2 separate regions of the Homo sapiens genome follow, and region 2 is linked to region 1. A link is a loop called in an ENCODE intact Hi-C map of the cell type or tissue named here. Cell type or tissue: body of pancreas. All regions are shown on one strand. Each heading gives the region's core, and the rest is flanking DNA. Links, peaks and the distances in the headings are about the cores only.

The links. A loop is a pair of places that touch in the nucleus more often than their neighbours do. Peaks named below come from ENCODE experiments on the same cell type or tissue, not always from the same donor. Only the 100,000 strongest peaks of a DNase experiment are listed, where the experiment ranks them.
Region 2: a loop joins it to region 1, with 2.5 times the contacts of the local background. A loop is called at or near these places in 53 of 110 quality-filtered maps.

The regions. Positions count from the first base shown.
Region 1 is chr19:2,958,438-2,967,502 of GRCh38, reverse strand. No RefSeq gene overlaps it. Among named protein-coding and RNA genes, the nearest start is that of TLE6, 15 kb to the left of the region's middle. In body of pancreas, for the core only: a CTCF peak has its summit at 5,248 (motif pointing left); DNase peaks (open chromatin) are centred at 1,022 and 5,242; H3K27ac peaks cover 341 bases.
Region 2 is chr19:3,034,949-3,044,013 of GRCh38, reverse strand. It overlaps a transcript of TLE2 not described here. Among named protein-coding and RNA genes, the nearest start is that of TLE2, 10 kb to the right of the region's middle. RefSeq lists silencers at 2,209-2,332, 7,514-7,573, 8,234-8,403 and an enhancer at 8,544-8,743. In body of pancreas, for the core only: CTCF peaks have their summits at 4,214 (motif pointing left), 7,099 and 8,274; DNase peaks (open chromatin) are centred at 4,233, 7,633 and 8,253; H3K4me3 peaks cover 805 bases; H3K27ac peaks cover 2,328 bases.

The sequences.
Region 1 (9,065 bases), core at 620-8,619:
ACAAAAAAAATTAGCCGGGCGTGGTGGTGGGCGCCTGTAGTCCCAACTACTCAGGAGGCTGAGGCAGGAGAATGGCGTGAACCCAGGAGGCAGAGCTTGCAGTGAGCCGAGATCCTGCCACTGCACTCCAGCCTGGGCAACAGAGCGAGACTCCATCTCCAAAAAAAAAAAAAAAATCAGCCGGCATGGTGGCGGGTGCCTGTAGTCCCAGCTACTCGGGAGGCTGAGGCAGGAGAGTGGCAGACGGAGCTTGCAGTGAGCCAAGATTGCGCCACTGCACTCTAGCCTGGGTGACAGAGCGAGACTCCATCTCAAAAAACAAAAAGAAAAAAGGAAGTTTGATGCAAATTTTTGGGGTTTGCAGCCTTTTATTTTTTTCTTTTATTTTTTTGAGACAGGGTCTCATGCTATTGCTCAGGTTGGAGTGCAGTGGCCCCATCATGGCTCACTGTTGCCTCAACCTACGAGGCTTAAGTCATCCTCCCACCTTAGCCTTCTGAGTAGCTGGGACTACAGGCATGTGCCACCACGCCTGGCTATTTTTTATTTTTTATTGTTTTGTAGAGGCAGAGTCTGGCTGTGTTGCTCCGGCTGGCCTCAAACTCCTAGGCTCAAGTGATCCTCCTGTCTCGGCCTCCCAAAGTGCTGGGATTACAGGTGTGAGCCCCGTGCCCGGCATGCAGTCTTTTGTGATATTTTCTTGTTATCAGGCATCCATGCATGAGAACGCACTATTCAAAGCTGTCCCTGGCTCTATTTGTCACTTTGCTGTTGTTGTTGTTTTTTTGTTTTTAGACAGAGTTTCACCTTGTCACCCGGGCTGGAGTACAGTGGCGCGATCTCGGATCACTGCAACCTCTGCCTCCTGGGTTCAAGTAATTCTCATGCCTCAGTCTCCTGTGTAGCTGGAATTATAGACACCCGTCACCACGCCCAGCTGATTTTTTTTGTAGTTTAGTAGAGACTGGATTTCACCATGTTGCCCAGGCTGGTCTTGAACTCCTGAGCTCAGGCAATCTGCCAATCTCTGCCGCCCGAAGTGCTAGGATTACAGGCATGAGCCACTGCACCTGGCGTCACTTTTTTTTTTTTTTTTTGAGACGGAGTCTCGTTTCGTCGCCCCAGCTGGAATGCAGTGGCACAATCTCGGCTCACTGCAAGCTCCGCCTCCCGGGTTCACACCATTCTCCTGCCTCAGCCCCCCAGTAGCTGGGACAACAGGTGCCCGCTGCCACGCCCGGCTAATTTTTTGTATTTTTAGTAGAGATGGGGTTTCACCGTGTTAGCCAGGATGGTCTTGATCTCCTGACCTTGTGATCCGCCTGCCTCGGCCTCCCAATGTGTTGAGATTACAGGCGTGAGCCACCGCGCCCGGCCTTTTTTTTTTTTTTTTTTTTTTTTTTTAACACAAGTCACTCCATTTTGATTCTGACAACTTTCTTTTTTTTTTTTTTCTTTCATACGGAGTCTCGCTCTGTCTTCCAGGCTGGAGTGCAATGGCATGATCTCGGCTCACTGCAACCTCCGCCTGCCGGGTTCAAGCGATTCTCCTGCCTCAGCCTCGCAAGTAGCTGGGACTACGGGTGCACTTCACCACACCTGGCTAATTTTTGTATTTTTAATAGAGACGGGTTTCACCGTGTTAGGATGGTCTCGATCTCTTGACCTCATGATCCACCCGCCTCGACCTCCCAAAGTGCTGGGATGACAGGTGTGAGCCACCGCACCCAGCCTGATTCTGACGACTTTCATATGAGTAACTATAACAACTCAATGTTTTCATCAACCACTAAATCCCATTTTACATAGGAGGAAATTAAGTCCCAGAGAAGCTAAGTGACCTACTTAGGACCACACAGTTGCTAAGTAAACTAGGATTTTATCCCAGGCAGTCTTGCTCCAGGAGGTATTCCCATAACCCTTACGCCATCATAGAGAGATCCAGTTAGGATCTGCTCAGGTAGTGGCATTAGACTGGACCTCCTCATGAACCCAAGCTTGGAGGAAGGGGCATCCACATCCACTCCAAAAGTGGGTTTTGAGGGCCAGGCACGGTGGCTCACGCCTGTAATCCCAGCACTTTGGGAGGCCGAGGTGGGCGGATCACCTGAGGTCAGGATTTCAAGACCAGCTGAGTCAACATGATGGAACCTCGTCTCTACTAAAAATGAAAAAACTAGCTGGGTGTAGTGGCGCGCACTTGTAATCCCACCTACTCGGGAGGCTGAGGCAGGAGAATCACTTGAACCCGGGAGGCGGAGGCTGCAGTGAGCCGAGCTCCCACCACTGTACTCCAGCCCGGGTGACAGAGTGAGACTCCACCTCAAAAAAAAAAAAAAAAAAAAAAGAAGTGGGTTTTGAATCTCCTGGACCTGGCTTTCCTCTCAAAAGAAATCCAGAGACATTAGTTAGCTATTGCTGTGTAACAAATTGCCCCTAAACTTGCTGGGCCATTTACACGAATTGTTGAAACAATCAACATTTATTATCTCACAGTTTCTGATGGTCCAGAATCAGGGGGCAGCTTTGTTGGTTCAACATAGGGTCACTGATGAATAATTATTCATGTTCAAGCCTCTATTTTTTTTTTTTTTTTTGAGACAGGGACTGAGACTCACAGGCTAAGTGCAGTAGGGTGATCACAGCTAACTGCAGCCTCAAACTTCCAGGCCCGAGCGATCCTCTGGCCTCAGCCTCCTGCGTAACTGGAACTACAGTCCCCTGCCACCACGCCCAGGTAATTTTTGTTTGTTTTTGCAGAGACAGGGTCTCCCTATATTGCACAAGCTGGTCTCGAACTCCTGGGTGTTTGAGTCTTTCTTTATCCCCTCTTCAATCGAACACCCTCTGTCATCCAGAATTCAATTAACAAATCTCTTCTCAGTGATGTTTCTCTTATTGTATTTATTTATTTATTTATTTATTTATTTTGAGACCCAGGGTCTCTCTCTTTTGCCCAGGCTGGAGCGCAGTGGTGTGATCTTGGCTCACTGCAACCTCTGCCTCCTGGGTTCAAGTGATTATCCTGCCTCAGCCTCCTGAGTAGCTGAGATTACAGGGGCGCACTATCATGCCCAGCTAATTTTTGTTTTGTTTAGTTTTGTTTTTGAGATGGAGTCTCGCTCTGTCGCCCAGGCTGGAGTGCAGTGGCGCAATCTCGGCTCACTGCAAGCTCCGCCTCCTGGATTCACGCCATTCTCCTGCCTCAGCCTCCCAAGTAGCTGGGACTACAGGCACCTGCCACCATGCCCGGCTAATTTTTTTTTTTTTTTGTATTTTTAGTAGAGACGGGGTTTCACCGTGTTAGCCAGGATGGTCTCGATCTCCTGACCTCATGATCCGCCTGCCTCGGCCTCCCTAAGTGCTGGGATTACAGGCATGAGCCATCACGCCCAGTCTACTTTTTTTTTTAGTAGAGATGGGGTTTTGCCATGTTGGCCAGGCTGGTCTCAAACTCCTGACCTCAGGTGATCCCCCTGCCTCAGCCTCCCAAAGTGCTGGGATTACAGGTGTGAACCATCGCACCCAGCAGACACTTCTCTGATTTAAATCACTCCATCTTTCCCGAGTTTTCCTAATCGTCCCACCACCCTGTGATATTTTCTTGTTTGTTTCATTCTTCCTTGTCTGTCCTGGACGGGCTCTGTAAATTATTGCTAGAAGGAGATGACTGAGTGGGGAGAACTTTTTTTTTTTTTTAAGATGGAGTCTCGCTCTGTCGCCCAAGCTGGAGTTCAGTGGCGTGATCTCGGCTCACTGCAGTCTCCGTCTCCCAGGTTCAAGCAATTGCCCTGCCTCAGCCTCCTGAGTAGCTGGGATTACAGGTGCGCGCCACCATGCCCGGCTAATTTTTGTATTTTTAGTAGAGACAGGGTTTCACCATGTTGGCCAGCCTGTGCTTGAACTCCTGACCTCAAGTGATCCACCCGCCTCAGCCTCCCAAAGTGCTGGGATTACAGGAGTGAGCCACCGTGCCTGGCCAGAGTGGGGAGCACTTTAACCCACCCACATGCATGTTTTTTGGTGTCTGCTTTCCTTGGATGTCTCAGTTGCGAGGGTCCACGCTAGCTTTGCCCCTATGGCATGCCTGGGCCTGATGGGGCCCTGCACTTCCTCTGGACACTGGTTCCCATCAAGGCCAGTTATGGTAGCTCACACCCTCAGTCCCAGCTACTCTGGAGGCTGTGGCAGGAGGCTTGCTTGAGCCTAGGAGTTCGAGACCAGCTGGGCAACATAGCAAGATCCCATCTCTACAAAAAATAAATAAATAAAAAACAAAAAAAGAAAGTAAAGGATTGGAGTCTTTTGAAGGTCAAGCTGTGGATCGTAGTTTACATTTTACCCTTTAAGAACCATCCCCTCGGGCCAGGTGCAGTGGCTCAAGCCTGTAATCCCAGCACTTTGGGAGGCTGACGCTTGCAAATCACCTGAGGTCGGAATTTCGAGACCAGCCTGGCCAACATGGTGAAACCCCATCTCTACTAAAAATACAAAAATGAGCCAGGCATGGTGGTGCATGTCAGTAATCCAAGCTCCTTGGGAGGCTGAGGCAGGAGAATCGCTTGGACTTGGAAGGTGGAGGTTGCAGTGAGCCAAGATTGCACCACCACACTCCAGCCTGGGTGACAGAGGGAGACTCTGTCTCAAAAAAAAAAAAAAAAAAAGAAGGCCAGGCGCGGTGGCTCACGCCTGTCATCCCAGCACTTTGGGAGGCTGAGGCGGGTGGATCACCTAAGGTCAGGAATTCAAGCCCAGCCTGACCAACAAGGTGAAACCCTGTCTCTACTAAAAATACAAAAATTAGCTGGGCGTGGTGGTGGGCACCTGTAGTCCCAGCCACTCGGGAGGCTGAGACAGGAGAATTTCTTGAACCCAGGAGGCGGAGGCTGCAGTGAGCCGAGATCATGCCACTGTACTCCAACCTGGGCGATGGAGTGAGACTCCATTTAAAAAAAAAAAAAAAAAAGAAGAGAACCATCTCTTCCGGGCTTGGAGAGGGGATGTGGCTTCTCCTGGTTCCGTGGTCAAGAGACTCAACTCCCCCAGCTAATTGGTATAAATTTAGAACTGAGTGTGGCCACAGTTAGTTAAACAAGGCATTTTAGGCTATTGAGGGGAAATTCCCAGCTGCCCAATTCTTCATTCCAATCAGGACTCCTAAGTGAAAGGGATGGGTTCATCCCATTGAGACTCTCAAGGCAGGGAGGGGCTGTTCTGAATTGAACTTATGGTCTCTGCTACCCCCTACAGGTCAAATGTTATATGAGCGCTTCGTTGACGTAATTTACATAAGATGACGTCATACATTTAAAGCATATTGTTCAATGACTTTTAGCAAATGTGTCCAACTGCACAACCATAACCACAATCCAATTTTAGAAAATTTCCATCACTAGGCCGGGTGTGGTGGCTCACGCCTGGAATCTCAGCACTTTGGGAGATCGAGGCGGGCGGATCACGAGGTCAGGAGATCAAGGCCATCCCGGCTAACAGGGTGAAACCCCCGTCTCTACTAAAAATACAAAAAAATAAGCCGGGTGTGGTGGCGGGCGCCTGTAGTCCCAGCTACTCGGGAGGCTGGGGCAGGAGAATGGCGTGAACCCAGGAGGCGGAGCTTGCAATGAGCTGAGATGGCGCCACTGCACTCCAGCCTGGGCGACAGAATCCGTATCAAAAAAAGAAAGAAAGAAAGAAGGAAATTTCCCTCATCAGAAGAATGTTCCTCTTGTCTGTTTGTTGTTGTTTTCAGACGAAGTCTCGCTCTGTCGCCCAGGCTGGAGTGCAGTGGTGCGATCTTGGCTCACTGCAACCTCCGCATCCCGGGTTCAAGTAATTCTCCTGCCTCAGCCTCCTGAGCAGCTGGGATTACAGACAGGCGCCACCATGCCCGGATAATTTTTGTATTTTTAGTAGAGACAGGGTTTCACCATGTTGGTCAGGCTGGTCTCGAACTCCTGATCCGCCCGTCTCGGCCTCCCAAAGTGCTGGGATGACAGGCATGAGCCACCACGGCCGGCCTCTTCTGTTTTTGTTTCTCTTTTTGCAAAGATGGGGTCTCGCTGTGTTGCTCAGAGTGGCCTTGAACTCCTGGCCTCAAGCGATCCTCCCACCTCAGCCTCCCAAAGACTTTCATATCTTTAAGTCAGTGGTTCTTAAATTTGAGTGTGCATCACAATTACCTGGGGCGGGGGGTGTTAAAACTCAGATTGTGGACCCCCAACCTAAGACTTTTTCAGGCAGCAAATCTGGGCCTGGGGCCTGAAAACGTGCATTCCTAGCAAGCTCCCAGGTGACAATGCTGCTGCCGCCACTCAGGGAACCACGGTTTGAGAACCGCTACTCTCTTTTTTTTTTTTTTTTTGAGACGGAGTCTCGCTGTCTCCCAGGCTGGAGTGCAGTGGCGCGATCTCGGCTCACTGCAAGCTCCGCCTCCCGGGTTCACGCCATTCTCCTGCCTCAGCCTCCCAAGTAGCTGGGACTACAGGCGCCCGCCACCAGGCTCGGCTAATTTTTTTATGTTTTTAGTAGAGACGGGGTTTCACCGTGTTAGCCAGGATGGTCTAGATCTCCTGAGCTCATGATCCGCCCGCCTCAGCCACCCAAAGTGCTGGGATTACAGGCGTGAGCCACCGCGCCCGGCCAAGAACTGCTACTCTCAATACTAAAGCTCAGGCCGGGCACGGTGACTCTCGCCTGTAATCCCAGCACTTTGGGTGGCTGAGGCAGGAGGATCACTTGAGCCCAGGAGTGGCCAACATGGTGATCAGCCTGGCCAACACGGTGAAACCCACCTTTACTAAAAATATAAAAATTAGGGCCGGGCACGGTGGCTCACGCCTGTAATCCCAGCACTTTGGGAGGCGGAGGCAGGCGGATCATCTGAGGTCAGGAGTTCGAGACCAGCCTGGCCAACATGGCGAAACCCCGTCTCTACTAAAAATAAAAAAATTAGCCGGGAGTGATGGCGCGCACCTCTAATCCCAGCTACTCGGGAGGCTGAGGCAGGAAAATTGCTTGAACCCGGGAGTCGGAGGTTGCAGTGAGCCGAGATCGTGCCACTGCATTCCAACTTGGGTGACAAGAGCAAGACTCCATCTCAAAACGAAACAAAACAAAAATTAGCCGGGCATGGTCGCGCATGCCTGTAATCCCAGGTAGTCAACAGGCTGAGGCAGGACAATCTCTTGAAACTGGGAGGCTGAGGTTGCAGTGAGCCAAGATTGTGTCACTGCACTCCAGCCTGGGTTACAGAGCGAGACCTTGTCTAAAAAAAAAAAAAAAAAAAAAAAAAAAAAAACTAAAGCTCAGCGTTCTATTTTTGGATTTGCAATGGTGATTTTTGATTCCATGCAATAATAGAGGACGGAGCTTTGCTACACCCCCACCCTGCCCCCCATCTCGCTGCCCGCTCTCTGTCTTCTTATTTGAGACAGGGTCTTGCTCTGTTGCCCAGGCTGGAGTGCAGTGGCACGATCATAGCTCACTGCAGCCTCAACCTCCCAGGTTCAAGCAGTCCTCCTGCCTCAGCCCTGCCCAAGTAGCTGGAACAACAGGTGTGTACCACCATGCTCCCCTAATTTTTGTATTTTTTGTAGAGACTCAAAAAAAAAGTTAGGTAAGATCCCGTCCCTCCTCTGCTGATACTCATCCTATGGCCCCACTCACTCAGAGGCAAAACTGAAATCTTTGGAATGGCTTTTGAAGGGCCCTTGGGATCTTTTCTTTTCCTTTCTTTCTTTCTACAGAGTCTCGCTCTTGTCACCCAGGCTGGAGTGCAGTGGCACTATCTCAGCTCACTGCAACCTCTGCCTCCTGGGATCAAGTGATTCTCCTGCCTCAGCCCCCTGAGTAGCTGGGATTACAGGCACTCGCCACCACACCCAGCTAATTTTTGTATTTTTAGTAGAGATGGGTTTCACCATGTTGGCCAGGCTGGTCTTGAACTCCTGACCTCAGGTGATCCGTCTGCCTCGGCCTCCGAAAGTGCTGGGATTACAGGTGTGAGTTATCGCGTCTGGCCTGCTTGCTTGCTTGCTTGCCTGCCTGCCTGCCTGCCTGCCTCCCTCCCTCCCTCCCTCCCTTCCTTCCTTCCTTCCTTTCCTTCTTTCTTTCTTTTATTTCTTTTTCCTTCCTTCCTTCTTTCTTTTTTCTTTTCTTCCTTTTTTTTTTGACACAGGATCTTGCTCTGTTGCTGTGTTGTGGAGGCTGGAGTGCAGTGGTGCAATCATAACTCACTGCGACCTCCGCCTTCTGGGCTCAAGAGATCCTCCCACCTCAGCCTTCCAAAGTGCTGAGATTATAGGCATGAACCACTGCACCCAGCCGGGCTCAATTTTTGCACCAATCCTATCTTCAGCCCTGGAGTCAGTTGGGCATCTTATTAAGTATGCGGATTTCTGACCCCAGCGTTGGGCTTCTAGCTCAGCAGACTGGGGAGTAGAACCTGGGGGATCCCTAGGAGACTAACATCTTTTTAGGGAGCTTCCTGATGGGTTTGGGGGATGGGAGCGTTAGAGGGAGGTGGGTGTGATTGTAGAAGGATCCAAGGGGACATCCTTGTGGTGCGGACAAAGTTCTGTACCTTGACTGTGATGGATACACAGACTTACCCAGGTTAACTTCACACACACACACACAGACACACACACACACACACACACACACACAAGTAAAATGGGGCCATGGGAAGAAGATGGATAGATTTTAACAGCGTCAATATCAGGGATGTGGTAATGTACTTTAGTTTTCCAAATGTCACCATTGGAGGAATCTAGGCCAAGTATAGAAAAGATGTCTGTACAGCAAGACTCTGTTTCAAAAAAAAAAAAGAAAAGATCTGTCTGTATTTTTATCATTATTATTTATTATTATTATTATTTGAGACTGAGTCTCGCTCTGTCCTCCAGGCTGGAGTGTAGTGGCATGATCTCTGCTCACTGCAAACTTCGCCTCCCAGGTTCAAGCAATTCTCCTGCCTCAGCCTCCTGAGTAGCTGGCATTACAGGCGCCCGCCACCACGCCTGGCTAATTTTTTTTTTTTTTTTGTATTTTTTGTAGAGACAGGG
Region 2 (9,065 bases), core at 716-8,715, 76 kb before region 1:
TTTGTTGTTGTTGTTTTGTTTTTTGTTTTTGAGACAGAGTCTTGCTCTGTCGCCGAGGCTGGAGTGCAGTGGTGCGATCTTGGCTCACTGCAACCTCTGCCCCCTGGGTTCAAGCAATTCTCCTGCCTCAGCCTCCCGAGTAACTGGGATTACAGGCCCCCGCCACCATGCCTGGCTAATTTTTTTGTTTTGTTTTGTTTTTTTGAGATGGAGTCTCGCTCTGTCACCCAGGCTGGAGTGCAGTGGCACGATCTTGGCTCACTGCAAGCTCCACCTCCCGGGTTCACGCCATTCTCCTGCCTCAGCCTCCCCAGTAGCTGGGACTACAGGCGCCCGCCACCATGCCTGGCTAATTTTTTTTTTTTTTTTTGTATTTTTAGTAGAGACGGGGTTTCACCATGTTGGCCAGGTTGATCTCAAACTCCTGACCTCAAATGATCCGCTCGTCTTGGCCTCCCAAACTGCCGGGATTACAGGTGCGACCCATGATGCAGGTCCCAGGTAGATGTTTTCTGATATTAAAAGCTGCAGAGGCCAGGCATGGCGCGGTGGCTCACGCCTGTAATCCCAGCACTTTGGGAGGCTGAAGCGGGCGGATCACGAGGTTAGGCGTTCGAGACCATCTCAAAAAAAAAAAAAAAAAAAAAAAGCTGCAGAAGGGGCCGGGTGCCATGGCTCACGCCTATAATCCCAGCACTTTGGCAGGCCGAGGCTGGAAGATTGCTTGAGGCCAGGCCGGGCATGGTAGTGTACGATTGTGGTCTCAGCTACTTGGGAGGCTGAGGCGGGAGGATTGCTTGAGCCTCGCAGGGAGCCGTGATCTTGCCACCACACTCTAGCCTGGGCGACACGGTGAGACCTTGTCTCAAAGCAATAACAAAAAACAAAAAGCTGTGCCGGGCAAGATGGCTCATGGCTGTAATCCCAGCACTTTGGGAGGCTGAGGAGGGAGGATCATTTGAGGCCAGGAGCTTGAGAGCAGCCTGGGCCACACAGTGAGACCCCTGTCTCTAAAAAATAAAAAATAAATTAATTAAAAACTAGAGAAGGGAGCTGAAACCGCCCCTGCCTGGTTTCCCCTCTGAGGGCCTAGGATTCCCCTCTAACTTTCTCTCCTGGGTAATGTCTGTCTTTGTCCCCCTCCTTCTCCAAGTCCCCACTGCCGTTAAAAAAAATTTCCTTTCATTTAAATTGTTAAGTCGAATATGAAACCGACTTCCGAGCTAGTACTGGAGAATGGACTTAACTGTTTGGTGCTTAATGAGAACAGCTTCTACATAGGATCTCTGGGGACTTGGGGAGAAGGGACAAACCCCTAATATGAAGCAAATAGAACTCAGGTTTGAAACAGATTATCCAACAATCTCCCTCGCCTCGCCCCCTCTGTCTCGGGGGTCTCTGATGGTCTCGTCTCCCTCTTTCTGCCATCTCTGGGCTTCTCCCTCTGTCCTTCAAAGTCTCCAGCTTGGGTCCCCTAACCTTCCCTGGATCTCTTCATTGGCGCCTCCCTCCCTACCATCCCCGTCCCCGCTCCCGCCCCCAGCCGCTGACCTCCCCCTGCAAACCTCTCCCACCCACCCAGGCCCACCGTCCTCCCAGGCCCCCTTACCCCTCCCGCAGTTGCTGGGAGCCTGCCAGGCCTGAAAGCCCGTCCCTCCTCCGCCCCCTCCCTCTCCCGCCACCTCCGCCCCTCTGCCCCTCCCCCGCACCTCACCGCCCCCCCTTCCTCCCTGCCCCTCCACAGGGTCCCCTCCACCCGGGGGCCTCCTCCTCTCCCCTCCTCTCCCCTCCCCTCCCCTTTGCCGCCTCCCCCTTTGTCCCTCCGTTTCCTCCTCCATTCTCTCCTCCTCCCCCTCCTCTTCCCTCCTACACCCCCTTCTCGGGTCCCGGGGAGGGGCGGTCCCCACGCTCCCTGCGCTCCCCCTACTCCCCGCAATCCCCTCACTCCCCTGCTGGGCCTGCCCGGGCCTGTCGGGGAACACGCTGGGCCGGGCCCGCGTGGCTAATGGTGGGTTCCCCCGCAGCACCGCGGGAGGAGGGGGCGGGCGACCCTGCCCTAGGCCTGCCCAACCCTGGGACTCGGGGCCCCCCGCAAAGGCAGCCACAGAGCTCCCAGCTGGAGCGCGTGGCTGTGTGACCGTGGGCAGGTCCCTAGGCCTCTCTGGGCCTGGCTGCCCCCAAAGCCTCAATTCCCAGCAACTGGATTGGTGGGGAAGAAAAACCAACCTGGGGCAGCAGCGGGCCTTTCATTCCTGTATTTATTGGGCGCCTACTGTGTGCCAGGCTTGGGTATCACGGACCCAGACGGAGCGCCTCTCGACCCTCGTGGAGCTCACAGAGTCATGGGGAAGGTTTGGAAAATAGGTCAAGACCATTGCAGAGAACACCAAGTGGTAGGAAGAAAAATCTAGCAAGGGTTGGTGACAGAGAGAGACGGGGCTGCTTGGCCCAGGAGAGGAGGGGAGGCCTCTCTGAGGAGGTGACATTTGAGCCGAGGAGGGTTTGACAGCAAGAGCCCATGTTGGGAGGTGGCTCTCAGGGAGGGGCGGGTGCTCCAGGCAGAGGGAATCCCGGTGGCGAAGCCTGGAGGCGGCACTGTACCCATCACAGGGCAAGCTCTCAGCCCATAATTCGGAGGGCCATGGTGTGTATATCAACCAGGTAGCCCAGTGATAATAGCAATGGCAGGCTGGGCGCGGGGGCTCACTCCTGTAATCCCAGCACTTTGGGAGGCTGAGGCAGGTGGATAATTTGAGGTCAAGAGTTCAAGACCAGCCTGGCCAACATGGTGAAACCCCATCTCTACTAAAAATACAAAAATTAGCCAGGCGTGGTGGCACGCACCTGTAATCCCAGCTACTCGGGAGGCTGAGGCAGGAGGATGGCTTGAGCCTGGGAGGTGGAGGTTGCAGTAAGCCGAGATCTCGCCACTGTACTCCAGTCTGGGCGACAGAATAAGACTCTGTCTCAAAAAAAAAAAAAAAAAAAAAAAAAAAAAAATATATATATATATATATATATAAATGGCAGCAGAGGCTGTCATCAAGGGCCACTCTGGGGTTGGTGACAGTACCATGCCCCTTTTCCAGATGAGCAAACGGAGGTCCACAGGGGTTAAAAGGTCTCACTGCAAACCAGAAACTGGATGAGGAAGATTCAGATTGAGGTCGATAATATAGCAAGACCCCATCTCTACAAAATCTAAAAAAATGAGCCAGGCGTGGTGGTGCACGATTGTGGTCTCAGCTACTTGGGAGGTTGAGGTGGGAGGATTTTGCTCGAGGCTTGCAGGGAGCCGTGATCATGTCACTGCACTCCAGCCTGGGCGACGGAGTGAGACCTTGTCTTAAAACAATAACAAAAAACAAAATGCTGTGCCGGGTGAGATGGCTCACGCCTGTAATCCCAGCACTTCAGGTGGCCGAGGCAGGAGGATCCCTTGAGGCCAGGAGTTCGAAACCAGCCTGGGTAACATGGTGAAACCCCATCTACTAAAAATACAAAAATGAGCCGGGCATGGTGGTGTGCACCTGTAGTCCCAGCTACTCGGGAGGCTGAGGCAGGAGAATCACTTGAACCCGGGAGGTGGAGGTTGCAGTGAACAGAAATCGAGCCACTGCACTCCAGCCTGGTCGACAGAGCGAGACTGTCTTAAAAAAAAAACAAACAAACGTTAAAAAGAAGATTCAGATTGGGCCATGCGGCCAGGGGTTTGTTCAACCCCCATCTGTGCTGTGCCTTCCAGGGGGACCAGGCTGGGCGAGTTTGGGGCCCAGCAATGAGCTCTCCAGGGAAGGAGGGAGGGTGGAGATAGAGACGGGAGTCCATGGCGATCCTAGGAGGGTGAACCCCCAACTGGGTACAGAGGGGTTACACGTGGTGTGGGTGATGGGGTTGCTGCAATGACCAGAAGGCCCTAGGGGCTTAAAAATGGGGTTTGTCTGTGGTGCCAGCCCCAGCTCTGCTTCCGCACCCCAAATTGTCCCCGCTGGGCCGCACACACTCCCACACAATAATAACGGTCGGGGCCTTTTCATCTATCGAGCTATTTGATCGTGTGATGACTCAATGAGACGTTTCTATAATTATCCCACTGTACAGGATCACAGTGACGCAGTGGCGGAGGTGGGGTTTGAACCCAGGCTTGCACATCAGTGACACTGGGTCTCACAGCCTCTGGAGGTAGTGTGATCTCTGCGATCTCAGCTGACCCCTACAGGTTGTGTTAGCGCTGGGCAGGTTAGCAGGGGACCTGGCATCGCGTCCGTCATGCTGGGTGACCTTGGTGAGGCTCTATCCCTCTATGGGCTTGTCCACTTACTCTCCCAATAAATACAGTGTAGCCGGTGGTGTGTTGGGGCCTGGGCAGACCGTACACACAGGAGGGAGCAGATAGTATGTGTTCCCAGAGCCACGAGGCCTCGGAAGACTGAGGGAAGCTGAGCAGGTAGGAGGAGGGGAGCTACTCTAGCCAGGCTGGCCTCTCTAGGATGTGATGTTTGATCTGAAAGGAAGAGAAAGGCTGGCCGTGGTTCAGGCAGAGGGAACAACCAATGCAGTGCAGAGGTCTTGAGGCTAGACTCTGGTTTGAGGAAGAGGGAGAAGGCCTGTGTGGCTGGAACAGAGGGGGAGAAGTGGGAGGAGGTGAGAGGAGGGAGGCGATGGAAGTCAGATCACATAGACAGAGGTAGGGAGTTTGGATTTTATGTTGAGGGCAATAGGGAGCTATGGAAGGTTCTTGAGCAAGGGAGGGATGGACTCTGATTCACTTTTTTTTTTTTTTTTTTTGGAGTGGGGAAAGGATAGAGTTTTGCTCTTCTTGGCCAGCCTGGAGTGCAATGGCACGGTCTCAGCTCACTGCAACCTCCGCCTCCCGGGTTCAAGCAATTCTGTCTCAGCCTCCCAAGCAGCTACAGGTGCCCGCCACCACACCCAGCTAATTTTTTTTTTTTAATTTTTATTTTTTTTTTGAGTCGTGGTTTTGCTCTTGTTGCCCAGGCTGGAGTGCAATGGTGCGATCTCAGCTCACTGCAACCTCCGCCTCCCGGGTTCAAGCGATTCTCCTGCCTCAGCCTCCCAAGTAGCTGGGATTACAGGCATGCGCCACCACCCTGGCTAATTTTGTATTTTTAGTAGAGACAGGGTTTCTCCATGTTGGTCAGGCTGGTCTTGAACTCCCGACCTCAGGTGATCCGCCCGCCTCAGCCTTCCAAAGTGCTGGGATTACAGGCATGAGCCACTGCGCCCGGCCTTAATTTTTGTATTTTTAGTAGAGACAGGGTTTCACCATGTTGGCCAGGCTGGTCTCGAACCTCTGGCCTCAGGTAGTCCCTCCATCTTGGCCTCCCAAAGTGCTGGGATTACAGGCGTGAGCCACCACGCCCAGCCCTGATTCACATTTCAATGGATCATCAAGGATGTGGGTGCAATGGAGAATGCATAGCATAGATGTGGAGCGTGAGGGGAGAGTGGGAGAGAAGGACCCTTTAGGACATAGTGGGGGCTGGACACAGTGTTTCACACCTGTAATCCCAGCACTCTGTGAAGCTGAGGGAAGAGGACTGCTTGAGCCCAGGAGTTGAAGACCAGTCTGGGCAACATAGTGAGACCCTGTCTCTACAAAAAAATTTTTTTTAAATTAGCTGAGTGTGGTGGTACACACCTGTGATTCCAGCTACTCCGGAGGCTGAGGCAGGAAGACGGCTTGAGCCCAGCGAGGTCAAGGCTGCAGTGAGCTATGACGGTGGCACTGCACTCCAGACTGGGTGACAGAGTGAGACCTTGTCTCAAATAATAATAAGGACAAAATAAATGTTGGGAGTACAAATAGCTACCCTTTATGGAGCATTTACTATGCATTATTATTATTGTTATTGTTATTATTATTTTTTTGAGACAGAGTCTCGCTCTGTCCCCCAGGCTGGAGTGCAGTGGTGTGATCTCAGCTCACTGCAACCTCCGCCTTCTGGGTTCCAAGGATTCTCCTGCCTCAGCCTCCTGAGTAGCTGGGATTACAGGCGTGTGCCACCTTGCTCGACTAATTTTTCTATTTTTAGTATAGATGGGGTTTCCCCACGTTGACCAGGCTGGTGTCGAACTCCTGACCTCAGGTGATCCACCCATCTTGGCCCAACTAAGTGCTGGGATCACAGGTGTGAGCCACTGCACCCGGCCTACTATGCATTATTGTAAGTACTTTATAGGCCTTATTTGAAGATTCTATTATTAATCTTGTGTTCCAGACAAGGAAACCCAAGCAGAGTAAACGTGCCTGGCACTGAGCCGTTGTCACTCTGGGACTTCTCCCCCAGCCGCCCAGTTCTTACTCAGGGAGAGGCTGGAGTTCCTGAGCCCCTCAGCCAATCCTAGTGCCTCCTACCACGGGCTCCCAGGCCCTGACTCCTGCTGGTCAGAACCCACTGTGACTTCAGGACCCATGCGAAAGTAGGCACAGGGGCCTTCTAACCCTAGGGGGTATCTACCTCCCCGACACTTCACAGCTGGGGGATGTTCCCAGATCCACACAGCAAAGCTAGGGGTCAGAGCCCAAGGCTCACTCTGTCACAGGAAAGGGCTTAAGGCTGCCCCATCTTTCTTCTGTCCACTTAGGGTTAGGGTAATCTAAAGGCACTGCTCAAATGAGGCAACTCCTATGCATTCTGCAAAACCCTAGCTTAAATACCGAAACCCAACATCTTTTTGTTTTGTTTTGTTTTTGTTTTTGTTTTTGAGACAGAGTCTCACTCTGTTGTCCAGGCTAGAGTGCAGTGGCGCGAACTCGGCTCACTGCAACCTCTGCATCCCAGGTTCAAGCAATTCTCCTGCCTCAGTCTCCTGAGTAGCTGGGACTACAGGAGCGTGCCACCATGTCCGGCTAATTTTTGTATTTTTAGTAAAGACCGGGTTTCACTATGTTGGCCAGGCTGGTCTCGAACTCCTGGCCTCAGGTGATCCGCCTGCCTCGGCCTCCTGAAGTGCTGGGATTACGGGCGTGAGCCACCACGCCCTGCCCCAACATCTATTAAATACTACCACCCAACATCTAGAAAGCTATCCCAACTTCCCAATGGGGGCGCTAAATCCTGGCTGAGCCTGCCCCCACTCCCACCCCCAGCTCTGATCCTCCCTAACCCCAACCCCGACCACAGGGGTTCTGAGAGAGCTGGGCTGTCTCCCCCTCCTCCCAAACTTGGGAGCCCCTCCTTGAGTTTCCACCAAGGTCAGCCCTGGCTGCTCCCAGGCAGAACAGCACGGAGTATGGGTTTCATGAAAGTTTTGTCCAGCAATCTCACTGTGCATCTGGGTAAACTGAGGCTCAAAGAGAGGCCCTGGAGGTTCTAGGGAGATGGCTCCTCATGTTCCTGGGTGGAAGGAAATGTGTGTGTGATTTTTCCGGGGGGCACACCGCCAAGCGTGGCGGGGAGCTGAGGCTCAGAGGTCACCCGCGAGCCCGGGGCCAGCGGGAGGGGACAGGCCTGGCTGGTGGCCCGGCAGTTCGGCTGGAGGGGGCGGTAGGCAGAGGTTGGCGGTGTCGGAAGCCAAAGGCTTGGCCTCCCCGAGGGAGCCGCTTTCCCGGCCCGGGTCGGATCAATGGGCTGTAATTATACCGCGCCGGGCCGGGAGCCGGCAGGGAGGGAGCGGGAGCTGGCGGGAGGGAGGCGACGGGCGGGAGAGCGCGGGCCGGAGAGGTACCCACGTTACTTTGATTGACAGCCTGGGCGGGAGCCGCGCGGGAGCTTCTGGGAATCGTAGTCTTTTTCTGAAAACCCGTGCTCTCCTCCAGCTTCCACGCTCGGGGAAACTGAGGCACAAGGCCCAGCACCACCCCCCTCCACCCCTGACTACCTATAGGCCCATCCCCCCCACCTGGGGGTAAAACTGAGACCGTTCCTGGAGCCCCCAGGCTCGGGTAAGAGCTTCAGCTCTTCGCCGGGCGTCCAGCGTGACTTAACTACTCTTTGCTTCAGTTTACCTATCTGTGAAATAGGGAGAAAGATGCAACCTCTGCTCCGCCAGCTAGCTGGTAGCATATTGCACGAGGGTCCCTTGTTTTGAAGGGGAGATAGGCCAGGCTTGGGGGTGACTCGCTTTCCCCTGTTTCTGGATAATAATGGAGCCTTAGCCCCCCCTCCTCCAATCCGGTCGAGCTCGGGCGTCCACTAGGGTCTCAGATTCTCCTAGGGAGGGGGGCCACACTCGCCAAACCCCGCCGGGAGCGCCGAGCTGCCTTCCGATTGGCCCTACTGATCCCAGTGCCTCCTGCCATTGGTTGCTGGTCTCCTAATCCCCATTGGCCAGTTTCCTATGTGACGTCACTGACCCATGTGGGAGCGTCGCGAGCGGATTGGCTGGCGCCCCCAGCCAACCACCGCGGAGAAAGGAATTTCCACAGTAGCTGGGGCGGCCAGGCTGATTTAAGGTGGTCTGAGCAATCCGGGGTCCCAGCGCAGCTTCTCAGCTTTTTCCCTTTTTTTTTTTTCCGTAAACCCACATCCACAACGTAAAACCCTAGCCAGGAACCAGGGGCTGAGCCTCTCTGTAATGGGAAGGGGGAGATCGGCGGCTGAGCTCCTTTTCCCCTCTGGCAGCTTCTTCCCTGATGGTGCAGCTGGGGAAACTGAGGCGCAAAGAGGGGGTCCGTGAAGTCCCGCGTGGCAAATGAAGTCGCTGGGGACTCTACCCACGTTGGAACACGCCTGGCAGGTTGCTTCCCTGCTTCCTGCTCTGGCCGGATGTGGTATTTTGGGGAGTTATGGAGTCACAGGCGGCCAAGGGTTCCCCAGTATGCACACAGTTGCTGGCAGCAGAGTCTCCCCAAATTCCACCCGCTGCTCCCAAAGTTGGGGATGTTGCTGCCCAGAGCAAAAACTCCTCCTTCCTGGCGGATCACACACTAAGGGATGGGGTGTGTTCCTGTGTGCGTGTGTGGTCTTGTGGCTTCTCGGGCAATCCACAAATCTGTATTTACCCTCCCCGGTGCAGTGTGCCTGTTAGAGGGATCTGAAGACTGCTGGGTAAAGATCCCCTGCTCTAGGGAGCCTCAGCTCACTCACCGGGCAATGCCC